3 separate regions of the Homo sapiens genome follow, and regions 2 and 3 are each linked to region 1. A link is a contact called in ENCODE Hi-C or POLR2A ChIA-PET data. All regions are on one chromosome and are shown on one strand. Each heading gives the region's core, a stretch centred on a gene start or an enhancer-like site at or near the end of the contact. The rest is flanking DNA. Distances are from core to core; before and after follow the strand shown.

Region 1 (3,916 bases), core at 599-3,098:
GTGATGTCAGCTCACCGAAACCTCTGCCTCCCAGGTTCAAGCGATTCTCTGGCGTCAGCCTCCCGAGTAGCTGGGATTACAGGCATGCACCACCACACCCAGCTATTTTTTTGTATTTTTACTAGAGATGGGGTTTCTCCATGTTGGCTTGGCTGGTCTCAAACTCTCGACCTTAGGTGATCCGCCCGCCTCAGCTTCCCAAAGTGCTGGGATTACAGGCATGAGCCACCGCGCCTGGCCTCAAGTCTCATGGGAGATGTAATCTAAGGGGCCCTCCCTAATGAAAACAAGGATGTCTTGGGGAGGTTAAGAAAAAGTGTAGGCGAGGATGTGGTTGAGATGGTTCTTGGAATCCATCCCGGGTCCCCGTACTTTAACACCAGCCCTTGAAATATGGGTGCAGCTCACACACACGAATGTGTGTATACACCTTGGAGTATCTCTGGAGCTCATGCATGCACGTCCGTCACAAAGGATTTGAAAGGGAGAATCAGATGAGACGCTGAAAAAAACACCTGTGGACTCCATGATTGGGGGCGGCATCGGAGGGTTTTTTTGTTTTGTTTTTTAGATCAGGTCTCTCCCTGTGTCGGCCAGGCTGGAGGGTAGTGGCTACTCACAGGCAAGTCCACGGCGAGGCCACTACAGCCTCATCTTCCTGGGCTCAGGCGATCCTGCCTCAGCCTTCTTAATAGCTGAGACTACAGGAGCGCGCCACTGCGCCTATCTGCAGTGATTTTTTGTTTGTTTTGAAACGGGGTCTCAGTCTGTCGCCCAGGCTGGAGTGCAGTGCCGCGATCTCGGCTCACCGCAACCTCCTCCTCCCGGGTTCAAGCGATTCTCCTGCCTCAGCTCCCCAAGTAGCTAGGATTAAAGGTGCGCGCTACCATTCCCGGCTAATTTTTGTACTTTTAGTAGAGACCCCCGTCTCTACAGTTTCACCATGTTGGTGAAGCTGGTCTCCAACTCCTGACCTCGAGATCCGCTCGCCTCCGGCCTCCCAAAGTGCTGGGATTACAGGCCTGAGCCACCGCGCCCGGCCTCTGCTGTGATTTTTTTTTTTTTTCTTTTCGAGAAGGAGTCTCACTCTGTCGCCCAGGCTGGATGCAGTAGCACGATCTCGGCTCACTGCAACCTCCACCTCCCAGGTTCAAGCGATTCTCCTGCCTCAGCCTCCCAAGTAGCTGGGATTACAGGGGCCCACCACCATGCCAGGCTAATTTTTGTATTTTTAGTAGAGATGGGGTTTCACCATGCTGGCCAGACTGGTCTCGAACTCCTGACCTCAGGTGATCCGCCCGCCTACACCTTCTAAAGTGCTGAGATTACAGGCGTGAGCCACCACGCCCGGCCTGCAGTGATTTTTAAAGAGTCTTTTATATTTCCTTTAACCATTATTTTCAACACGCAAATAACTCTTGAAAATACGTTCTTGTTTTGGAAAAAAAAAAACGGGGGGGAATGTATAAAATAAACAACGAGAAAAACTTCTCCCATTCCCAACGTAATCATGGCTATCGTGTGTATGCTTCCAGGACTTTTCTTTTTACATAAAGACAGTGCATGCTTTTGTTTCGTGCTTCACATAAACGCCTATCCCATCTTAAAGATGGTTTTACAACCTGCTGTTTTACGACCTGCTGACTTGACGAAGTGTCGTAAAGTCCCGTCCACTTCAGCGTCTTTCCCACCGCAGCACGAAAGGCCACGCAGGCCGTTCTAACCCTGGCGGCCAAGAGGAGGGGTAGCAGGCTCTGGAACCTGCGGGCGGGGACGAAGACGGCGCGCGACGATGTCGCACCGCGGCGTGCGCGGTGTCGGCAGTAGCTGCGGCGCAGGGGCGGAGCGAAGGCTGCGGCGGCGTCGGGTACGCGCACACGTTGCATCTTCTTCCTTTCGCGGGGTCCTCCGTAGTTCTGGCACGAGCCAGGCGTACTGACAGGTGGACCAGCGGACTGGTGGAGATGGCGACGCTCTCTCTGACCGTGAATTCAGGAGACCCTCCGCTAGGTAAGGGGCCGAGACCAATGACCTGTGTGGGTTGCATCAGCCAGGGAGGGTGCAGGGCGTGGAAGGTCGCTGCGCCCCGGCTTTGCGCAGTGGTGGTCACCATCTGGGATGTTGGACCTGCCCCTCGCCCCAGAATTGTACGTGGAGGAGGCTCCGCACCCCTCGCCCCGTGTCCCCGGCAGGTGCATCTGCTCCTGAAGATGGTTTTCCCGGGCATGGAGGGAGGCGCAGTGTGAGCCCGGGCTAGACAACACGAGACTCCGCTTCGGATCTTTTTCTCAGAGGGATGAACTCCCAGTCAACTCACCTCTCCCTTTTTCCCCCGGAGAGCGAGAGTTGCTCGTGGAAATAAGATTTTAAAACTTAAAATCCAATAGTCGTCGCTTCTCTTTTAGCATTTTTCCCCCAACTCCTTTTCTTACCTCCTTTCCTGTCCTGTCCCTCCTCTCAGGAGAAATCCTCAGTTCACTTGAGTCAAATTTTCCTTACGTTTTATCGAGTTCAGAAGAAATAACCCAGACGAGCATATTAGCATTTAGGATTTCAACTGAGGCTGCATTTATTTTTAATTAAATGTGGTAGGGTAATTGGGGAAAACACCCAGGTACACTGTAGACTGATGCGGTTGCTTTTACTGCACCCTGTGGATGTGTAGTAAATTTCAGAGTAAACATTGGATCTGTCACCTTACTGACACATCTTAAGTTCTGTTTGGAATTATTTTTTCGACATGACCAAGATTATTGTTGGTAGATTGCTTAGAATTTCTGCTTTTTCATTACTTTGGGAAATTACACAGAAGAATTTAAGTAGTTTGCCGATTTTTTTTTTTCTTTTGAGAGTCAGGGTCTTGCTCTATCGTCCAGGCTGGAGTGCAGTGGCGCTTTCAAGGCTCACTGCAGCATCGAACTTCCGGGCTCAGATGATCCTCCCACCTCAGCCTCCTTAGTAGCTGGGACTACAGGCGCGTGCCACCATGCCTGGCTAATTTTGTGTTTGTGTCTTTTTTGGAAAGATGGCGTTTCACTGTGTTGCCCAGGCAGGTCTCAAACTCCTGGGCTCAAGCCATCCTGACTTGGCCTCCCAAAGTACTAGGATTACAGGCGTGAGCCACAGTACCCAGCCTGACCTAATATTTGTTAATGCATATGTATGATAATACACACACAGTACTTTCTAATGTTGAAGAAGCCCATACCTTTATATACAGTTGACCACGTGGGGCTGATGAAATTATTCATTATATTCTCAACTTTGGTGATGTTTTAAGGTTGTTGAACAAAAACACAACTTAATAGCCATTTTAAACATTTAAAAGATGGTAATGTTTTGGCATATTGGTTGCAGTAATGGACTAACCGCACAACAAATCAATGAACTCTAAAAGGAATGGGTTTGATTCCTGAGCTGGAAAGGCATTAGAGTGCCTTCATGATTGAGAGCAAAGACATTTGGTTTCTGCAGACCTGAGTCCAATCCTGGCTGCCACTTACTAGTTGTGAAACCTTGACAAGTTCCTTATTTAGCTTCTCCCATAGTTTCCTTGTTTTAAGAAAGGGAGAATAATGTCTTCCAGATAGGATTGGTTGCCAGAGTTAAGTGAGACTATAGTTAAAGCTCCTGATACTGTTTTTTTTTTTTTTTTTTTTTTTTTTTTTTTTGGAGACCGAGCTCATTGCAACCTCTGCCTCCCAGGATCAAGCAATTCTTGTTCTCAGCCACACGAGTAGTTGCGCTTAGAGGTGCGCACCACCATGCCCGCCTAATTTTTGTATTTTTTAGTAGACACAGCATTTTGCCATGTTGGCCAGGCTGGTCTCAAACTCCTGACCTCAAGCAGTCCGCCCGCCTTGGCCTCCCAAAGTGCCAGGACCACAGGTGTGAGCCACCATGCCCAGCCTCCTGA
Region 2 (3,916 bases), core at 720-3,219, 7.2 Mb after region 1:
CTCCATCTTCTGTACTTTTAGATAAGGGAAATGACTATAAAGCAATAAGCATGTAGATTCTCATGCCTTGGCCACCTGAGTAGCTGGAATTACAGGCATGCACCACACCATGCCCCACTAATTTTTGTGTATTTGGTTTTGCCATGTTGGCCAGGCTGGTCTCAGACTCCTGGCCTCAAGTGATCCGCCTGCCTCAGCCTCCCAAAGTGCTGAGATTACAGGCGTGAGCCACCACGCCCAGCCCAGAACTTTTGGTTAGCAGTCATTTATGTGTCCCTTATGTGCCAGGAACTGTGCTGACTGCTAATATATGAAATTAAAAGGGAGCTGTTCACAATGACCTCTCAAAATGGAAACAATCTTCCCAGAACCCAATACCTTCCTTTCACAAATACACTGGTGACAAAAATAATACCCCAAGTCTTGTTCGTTACTGCATTGACAAATTTTCCATGTTAGGCATACACAAGCCAATACAGTTAATTATTATTATTATTATTATGGTTACAGTTTATTATTATTATTTGAGACAGAGTCTCACTCTGTCACCCAAGCTGGAGTGCAAAGGTGCAATCTCCGCTCACTGCAACCTCCACCTCCCGGGTTCAAGAGATTCTCCTGCCTCAGCCTCCTGAGTTGCTGGGACTACAGATACCCGCAAGCAGGCCTGGCTAATTTCTGTATTTTTAACAGAGACGGGGTTTCCCCATGTTGCCCAGGCTGGTCTGGAACTCCTGACTTGAAGTGATCCACCCACCTCGGCCTCCCAAAGTGCTGGGATTACAGGTGTGTGCCACCGCGCCCGGCCCAGTTAATTATTTTATAGGTAATTTTCAAAGCAAGATGACAAGGTCGTTTGGAAAATTTTGTCCTTACAAAGAAATTTATAGCCCACTTCAATCCAAGACGGCCTCCTATTCAACGGCTTCATCTCCTCTTTTATAGACAAATACCTCCTGGGGCAGTTCATCCATACAGGCCATAGTTCTCACGGCCTATGACTTTTTCCGGTCTTTTAAGGATCTGACTTTCACCTACCACTCCAGTACTTACCTGATTGCCCAGCACGGCGGTGGCACAAGCTGTGGACACCTCTTTGGGCCCAAACCACACTGAGGCGATGCGGGAGGGCAAGCCCAGGATGAACACCTGGGCCACCGAGCACAAGCACTGGCCCAACATGGTGACCCAGAAGAGATGCTGCTGCACACTGCCGCACTTGATCCAGGCACCCAGGCAGTTGAGGCCGGAGCCCAGCAGGGCGGTGAGCCGCAGGCCTCTGGTGTCCAGCAGCCAGGTGGCCGGGAAGATGAGGGGCACGTAGGCCAGCATGTACACCATGGACAGCCAGTCGATGTGCAGCAAGGTGACACCGTAGAAGCCCTCGAAGACGTTGCTAATGATGCTGTACTGGATCCACTGAAAGGCGTTGACCAGCGAGTACAGGCTGAAGATCAGGAGCACCACGAAGCGCCGCGGGGAGAGCGCCGTAAGGGGCAGCGGGCTGCTCTCGGCCCCCGGGGTCTCAGCTCCCGCGCCCGCAGGCAGCAGCCGGGCCTGGGTCTCCTCTTCTGGGGCCAGTGGAGTCTGAGGCCCGCCCAGAACTCCCGAGGCGGCAGCGAGGCTGTCCCGGGGGGCCCCATTCACCGGGAAGGTGCCCGCTTTGGGCCCGTTCTGCAGCTCCACGCTCTCCTTCCCAACGGGCGCGCCCCTCGGCAACGGGAGGTATCCTTTCGCGAGCGGGTGTCCGGGCGCCACCGCCGCCCCCTCCTCATCGTCTGGCCGCGCCATATCCCAGGCTCCCCGGCGCCACCTCGCTCCCCCGCCCCACTCCCCGACTCCGCTCTCCCGGCCCACAGCCCGAGGTCCTCCTGGGGCCCCACCTCCAACCCCTCGGCCCACCGCTCCTTCCCCGGTGGCGCGCGCCGCGAACCGCAATCCGCGCTACCGCGTGAACAGATGAAGGTCTCCTCCCCCGCGCCGCGCGGCAGTCACCCCTTGTCTGGTCCCGCCCCTAGAGTCGCGCGTCCTGCATGACTACGGCCCTCCGGCCAATCAGCGTGCGCCTTTGTCCGGCGCGAGAGCCAGTCGGGGAGCTACCGGGCGAGAACTTCGGGAGGCGGGGGAGGAAAGCGGCCGGCGAGCGCTGGCTGACATTTTCCTGCCCGGAAGGATGCATGGCCCGGGGTCTCCTGCACCTGAGGGTGGGCGGGAGGCGGCCCCGCGGGTTGTGTTGCTGGAAAAAGGGGTCTCGATCCAGACCCCAAGAGAGGGTTCTTGGGTCTACTTCAGGGAAGAATTGGAGGCGAGTCACAGAGCGCAGTGAAGGAAGCAAGTTTATTGGAATCTACTCCGTTAGAGAGTGCAAGTCCTCAGACTGCAGGAGGAGGAACTCCCGTCCTTCGGTAGTGTCACTACTTAGAGGCAGCTGTGAGGAGCTGTGATTAATCGTGGAATGTGCTGATGTGCCCACTAAAGGTAGGGGCTGTTGGTGCACTAATGACCATTAATCCTTCAACCTAAGCCTGCGCATTGACGTTATCTCTGAGTAGAGGGCTGGGCCGGGCTCGGTGGCCACGTCTGTAATCCCAGCACTGTGGGAGGCCGGACAGGAGTCTCCCTTGAGCCCAGGAGTTCGAGACCAGCCTGGGCAACATACTGAGATGCCATCTATTTAAAAAAAAAAAAAAAAAAAAAAAAGCCAGTAGCCAGGCGTGGTGGTGCATGCCTGTAGTCCCAGCTACTCAGGAGGCTGAGGCAGGAGAACTACTTGAACCTGGGAGGCGGAGGTTGCAGTGAGCTGAGATCGCACCACACTGCCCTCCAGCCTAGCCTGGGCGACAAAGTGAGACCTTGTCTAAAAAAAAAAAAAAAACTCAGGACATCTGGACAATTCCGCAGACTTGGTGGGAGATGTCCTGTATGGCCATAAATATTGTGTAATTATAATTGTTGGTCAGCTTAGAATGCGGCTATTTTCAGACCTTTAGCATTAACCTTATAGGTGCCTTGTGAGTGCCTAGTTACTCACTTTAACATGCAGTCGCTCTAGCCATGTTTTATTAAACCAGATGCCTGGTAAGCAGTGGCTCCTCTAACAAGTGGGCAGCTTGGAACTGGGAACGAGAGAGCCACCGAAACAGAATGAGGGAGACAAAGAAGTGGGCATCACCCTTAACTCCACAAGGGCTTCCCAAGGGCGCTGTACCGTACGCAGGCCCAGGACGAACTTTATTTCTCGCCCCAGCATCGCTGTCCTTGTCGGTGAGACCCTGGCTTTAGGGCAGACAGGACCACGTTTCATAAGTTCATGCTGTCCCAGCAGAGGAATAACGCCAGAAAGTGTTCCAGTACAACCAGAGAAAGAGAGTCCATGAGAAATCTGCCCTTGTGAAGTTGGAATCCCCTCAACCTCACCCCGCTGACTTGAATGAAGCGACTGAGACGGGCTATGATGGAGCAGATCCGGTTGCTCGACCTTCTCCCTTGCACCAACACATGTAGTTAATAGTTACTGGACATGCATATTCAGTGGGTTCCAGGTACCAAACTTGTATTGAATGGTATGTGCCAGACACCGTCTTGAGATCTGGAGAATAAAAAAATAAAAAAATAAAAACGAGACATCCAGAGCACAGTAGCCTTGCGGTCTTCCTGGAACTAGAGAAAATTCAGCCCTTCTGCTCCTTGGGAAGCTATGTTTGGGAAAAAAAAAAAAAGAGAGAGAGAGAGACTCCAAAGAGTTTGTTATTAAATTTAAGTTCAAACTAGGTGTATATAGTACAAAAGTTCTTACCATGCATTTAATCTTAAAATGTGCTGATATCTAGAACCCTAAAACCCTGCACTTTTTTATTGCCTCTTACATTATTATTTTGGTCATGTATGAAATATATCAGGCATCTCTCGGTACAGG
Region 3 (3,916 bases), core at 396-2,895, 5.4 Mb before region 1:
AAGTGCTGGGATTATAGGCGTGAGCCACGGCGCCTGGCCAGGTGTTTTTTTTTTTTTTTTTGAAACGAATCTTCTTCTATTTCACAAGTGGAAATCATCCAGGAAATGTGCACCTCAAGGGAAATCCAGTGAAATCTTGATTCTGGGTAGAACATATGAGAAAAGAATAGTGTAGCACTCACTGCTTGGCTATTTGGGATAGGATCTGTCTTAGGTCCCCATAAGCGCTTTTATTTCTGTGTAATTTACTGCAAAACTCTATGAGGTAGGACTAATATTATCTTATGTCAAGGGTTAAGACAATTGAGACTTGGGGGTTTGTCAAAAATAAAAGATTTTCTGACTTTGGAGTGCGATGTGCATTTCTGTTGCACAGATCTCCACCAAGGGCAAATTCGATGGCAATGACAATTTGATGTCAGAACTTCTCAGGAAAGGCTCTGATGAACTCATTCACACTGCATGTGAATGACTGAGAAAACTCGATGTATTTTCACTTTTTTTTTTTTAAGAAGTAAACCTGGGTGTTTTGTAGTTCTATGAGAAAATGAAAGCTGAAGCTAGGCTATAGATGAAAAGTTCTATTCATTATTACAATTTAATAATGCTTCCAAAATAGCAATTCACTTAAATATACCTAGTTAGGGTGTTAAGAAATACTTTGATTAAAACCACACTGCAAAATAGGGAACTTCAATGGACTGCTTTAAACTCTCGACCTCAAAGGAAGGAAATCAACTAACCGATAATGAAAACTAGCAGAAAAAAAAAAGCTTAGGATCCGTAACAGATTCGGAGTCAACAATGACATGACTCAGCATTTTGGGGTTCAATTAAAACCAGGCTTGTAGGTTGCAGGTCAAGTTGTGTTTCGGTGTGTAACGCATAAAACTTCTTGTTCCACGCTCCGCGGTGTTGGGGATTTTCTACTGCATCTCGACAGCATCTCGGGTAACAACCGAGCCCCTCCTCGCAGCGTAAGTCGTAGGAGCCCTCGGCCATTCTTCCCCCTCCCTCCCGCCGCCGGTCCCAGCATCGGTCCGGGTTCGCTTCTACGCAGGTTCAGCGGCCGCGGACACAAAAGCGCCCCTGCTCGCCTTCGATGCCGCTGCTTGGTCCAGGGGCTTCTGTGGGATTTTAACACGCTAAGGAGGGCACTCATAGTGTTTTACCGAGAAACGCTTTCGAGCTCGGATCTTTGGTGATCACTTCAAGAATGTATTAGTTTTCTTTGTAGCTTAAAAAAAAATCTCGTTCGCCAAGCCACCTGGCACCCCAAACACTGCTGCGAGCGCTGGGAGGGAAAGGGCGGGAGCGCGCGGGCTCCGTGTGCTGCGAGGGCGCCTGGGCGGCTGAGATAAGGCGGTGGCAAACGTCGCGCTCCGGGCCGCCCCGCCAGACTCGGTTTCCCCCGCTCACCGGCCTCCCCGCCCCCAGGCAGGGTGGGGCGGGGCGGACGCGCCACGGCGCGCGACCAATCGACAGCGCCGGGGATGATTCAAAAGGTCGAGGAGCCAATGGGAGCCCCGGGCGGCCTCGCCGGTGGGGAGGGGAGGCGAGGGGAGGGGAGAAGCGCCGCGAGGCGGGGCCGGGGAGGCGCGCGCCCGGCTTGCGGGACTGCGGGGCGCGAGAGCGCGGCCGGGTAGCGTCGCGCGCGTGGATCTGCCGCCGGGTTGCTGTGCGACTATTCTCCGGGAGCCGTCCGTGTCACCGCCGGAACCTGGCGCAGGTGAGTGCTTCCACCCCCGCCCTGCTCCCAGCTCCCCGCGGCGCGTTCTTCGAGGGGCCGCTGGGGGAGGAAGCCCGAGGCCGGCGCAGCGGCCGGGCCGGGGACCCTGGGCGCGGGGCCTGGCGCGGCGGCCTTCCCCTCCTCTCCTCGCCTCCTCGTCTCCTCCCCTCCTCGCCTTTTCTGGCCCAGTCGGGTGGTCGGGGCGGCGGCGGGCGAGGCTGGAGCTCGCCCGAGCCGGGCCCGCTGCGGAAATGGAGCTGGGGGTTTTAAACTGCGGACGTTTCCCTCCATGTTGGCGGCGCGGCGCGGCTGTGGAGCGGCGGCGGCAGGGAGGGTTCGTGGGCGCCTTTGTCCTGCCCCACCGCAGCCTGGCTCCCGGCCCCTCCGAGCGCCCGTCTGACAGATGAGCAGGCGGCCCCGCGGTCCTGCAGTAGGAGGCTGACAGGGCGCGGCGGCCTGGCGGGACGGGGAAGGGTCTGCGGCCGAGGTGGGCTTAGATTCGCGCTGCTTGTCACTGGCTTTGAGGGTCGTGGTCGTCGCGGTTTGGTGATTCTCCAGGCACACTGCATGGCTGCTCGCTCCTATGCGTTGAATTCCTTCGCCCGGACAGTCTCAAAAATCGGGTATTTAGGCGGGTGTGCGTGTTCCTGCTAAAGCACGGTCCTGCTTTTTCACCTTTTTGAGGGTTCAGAAAAATGTTCTAATGACAGCCAGCCTCGCACTGCCAGTAGCCTCAAGGGGCACTTAGTAAAGCACTTGCTTTCGGAGGGCTTTGTTGAAGGCGCTTTCCCAGAGTGATTACGGGGCCCGGTCGGGTGTTCACACGAGGGCGCGGTAGATACCGTGGTCCGCGCGTGGACACCTGCAGCGCGAGGCGCGGCGCCTGGGCAGTGCCAGGGTGAACAGGCCCCCGGGGACCTTGCACGTAAACACGTGTAGATCTGTAGTTACGCATTGTAGTAACTGGTGTGTGGGAGAAGATGGAGCTACGGAGAAGAGCAGAGGGATCCTAATTTAGATTAGGCAACAAGTCCAGTTTAAGTTTTGTTTCTCAGGCTGCCTGGGAAGAGGGAGAAGAACGAGCAGGAGGGGAATGATGAGCTGCCCAAGGATGTTTATGGGGAAGAAGGCGCTTCTGCCTTTACAGCCAGGAAGGTGGCCTTTCTGTTGCTTCATGAAGCAAAGGGCGCGGAGCAAGGCCCGGGGTTCCTGTTTGCATTTTGCCTAGTGGGGCTACCGGGGCTCAGGTGTGAAAAGGAAGCTGTCCAACGTCATTCGAGCGTCTTGCTCTATGCCACGTTTAGATGAATTTGGAGAAGTGAAGGAAAGATGGCTGGAGACCCCTGTAATGTTAATGAGCAGAGAATTGTTGTGTTCACAAACAGTAACATACCGGAGCTGGAATGTGTGAGGATTGCAGTGCCAGTTGACTCTGAAGTTAGCGGGCATCTGGCTTAATAGAGAAAAACCTGAGGGTCTCCGTGTTTTTCCTGTTTATGGCGAATGAGGACATTGGGTGCAGTGAACAAAATTTTTCTTTACAAACACACTTGCCTAAAACATCTCTTGTAAGAAAATCCTGTGTGTATCTTGACTCCTGTAGGTGAGTGCATAGTGAGTGACACGAACAAATGTGGGGCTTTTGTGTGCCATCCTGGCTATTTCACTCCTGTGGGGGAATATATTAGGATGTGATTGCACTGTATCCTCACGTTTGACAATTGTGTGTGGATCTTGTGTAAAGTGGGGGTGCACATCATGTTGTTGGCTTCATCTTTTGGAACATTTGTGTATAAGATAATGGTCTTCTAAGAAGAATGCCGGTTCATTTTGTTTGTTTTTCAAGCAAATCTTAATTCTTCTTTTAAAAAGTAAGCTTTAGAGACCTAACAGGTATCCACCATATGTGTTAACTTGTTTAACCCAGAATAATTGATAAGAATCTTTTTGGCACTGGCCTGCGTTTATATTACACAGATACTGTGTATGTGGTGTGTAAGTGCAATGGAAAGATGCCAGTAAATAAGTTTTTAAGAACACGCAGAAACTGTTCAAGGGTCTTTTAAAACCTCAAGTAGCCCCTGCGTCCTGAAGGGCTTGTGTTTCAAAAGTTTATAAAGAGTTTTTTGCAACTTGAGCATCTTCCTGTAGGAAGACATAATTGCCTTCTTTTAACTCTGGCTGACC

What was found. Hi-C counts contacts between places; a loop is a spot of excess contacts on that map. ChIA-PET counts read pairs that join two places held with the same protein, here RNA polymerase II (POLR2A). Pooled maps may share reads with other maps.
Region 2: a pooled map shows a loop between it and region 1 (6-fold over the local background). The contact joins the promoter of FLVCR1 here to the promoter of EPRS1 in region 1. A Hi-C loop is called at or near these places in 1 of 50 pooled maps. POLR2A ChIA-PET finds 5 or more read pairs at or near these places in 2 of 52 experiments (MCF 10A and activated CD8-positive, alpha-beta memory T cell).
Region 3: a pooled map shows a loop between it and region 1 (12-fold over the local background). The contact joins the promoter of LBR here to the promoter of EPRS1 in region 1. A Hi-C loop is called at or near these places in 2 of 37 single-sample maps with no recorded cell type and 9 of 50 pooled maps.

Annotation. Positions count from the first base shown.
Region 1 is chr1:220,044,437-220,048,352 of GRCh38, reverse strand. It overlaps EPRS1 (glutamyl-prolyl-tRNA synthetase 1), which reads left to right and starts at 1,848. Exons shown (of 32, transcript NM_004446.3): 1 at 1,848-2,010. The coding sequence starts at 1,965. RefSeq lists enhancers at 1,637-1,706, 1,767-2,096, 2,138-2,695.
Region 2 is chr1:212,856,328-212,860,243 of GRCh38, reverse strand. FLVCR1 (FLVCR choline and heme transporter 1) reads right to left here and starts at 1,969. Exons shown (of 10, transcript NM_014053.4): 1 at 1,054-1,969. The coding sequence starts at 1,791. FLVCR1-DT (FLVCR1 divergent transcript) reads left to right here and starts at 2,106. Exons shown (of 2, transcript NR_027286.1): 1 at 2,106-2,478; 2 at 3,326-3,640. RefSeq lists silencers at 1,519-1,728, 1,809-1,868.
Region 3 is chr1:225,425,767-225,429,682 of GRCh38, reverse strand. It overlaps LBR (lamin B receptor), which reads left to right and starts at 1,645. Exons shown (of 14, transcript NM_002296.4): 1 at 1,645-1,729. RefSeq lists a silencer at 1,229-2,058 and enhancers at 1,891-2,562, 2,563-3,235.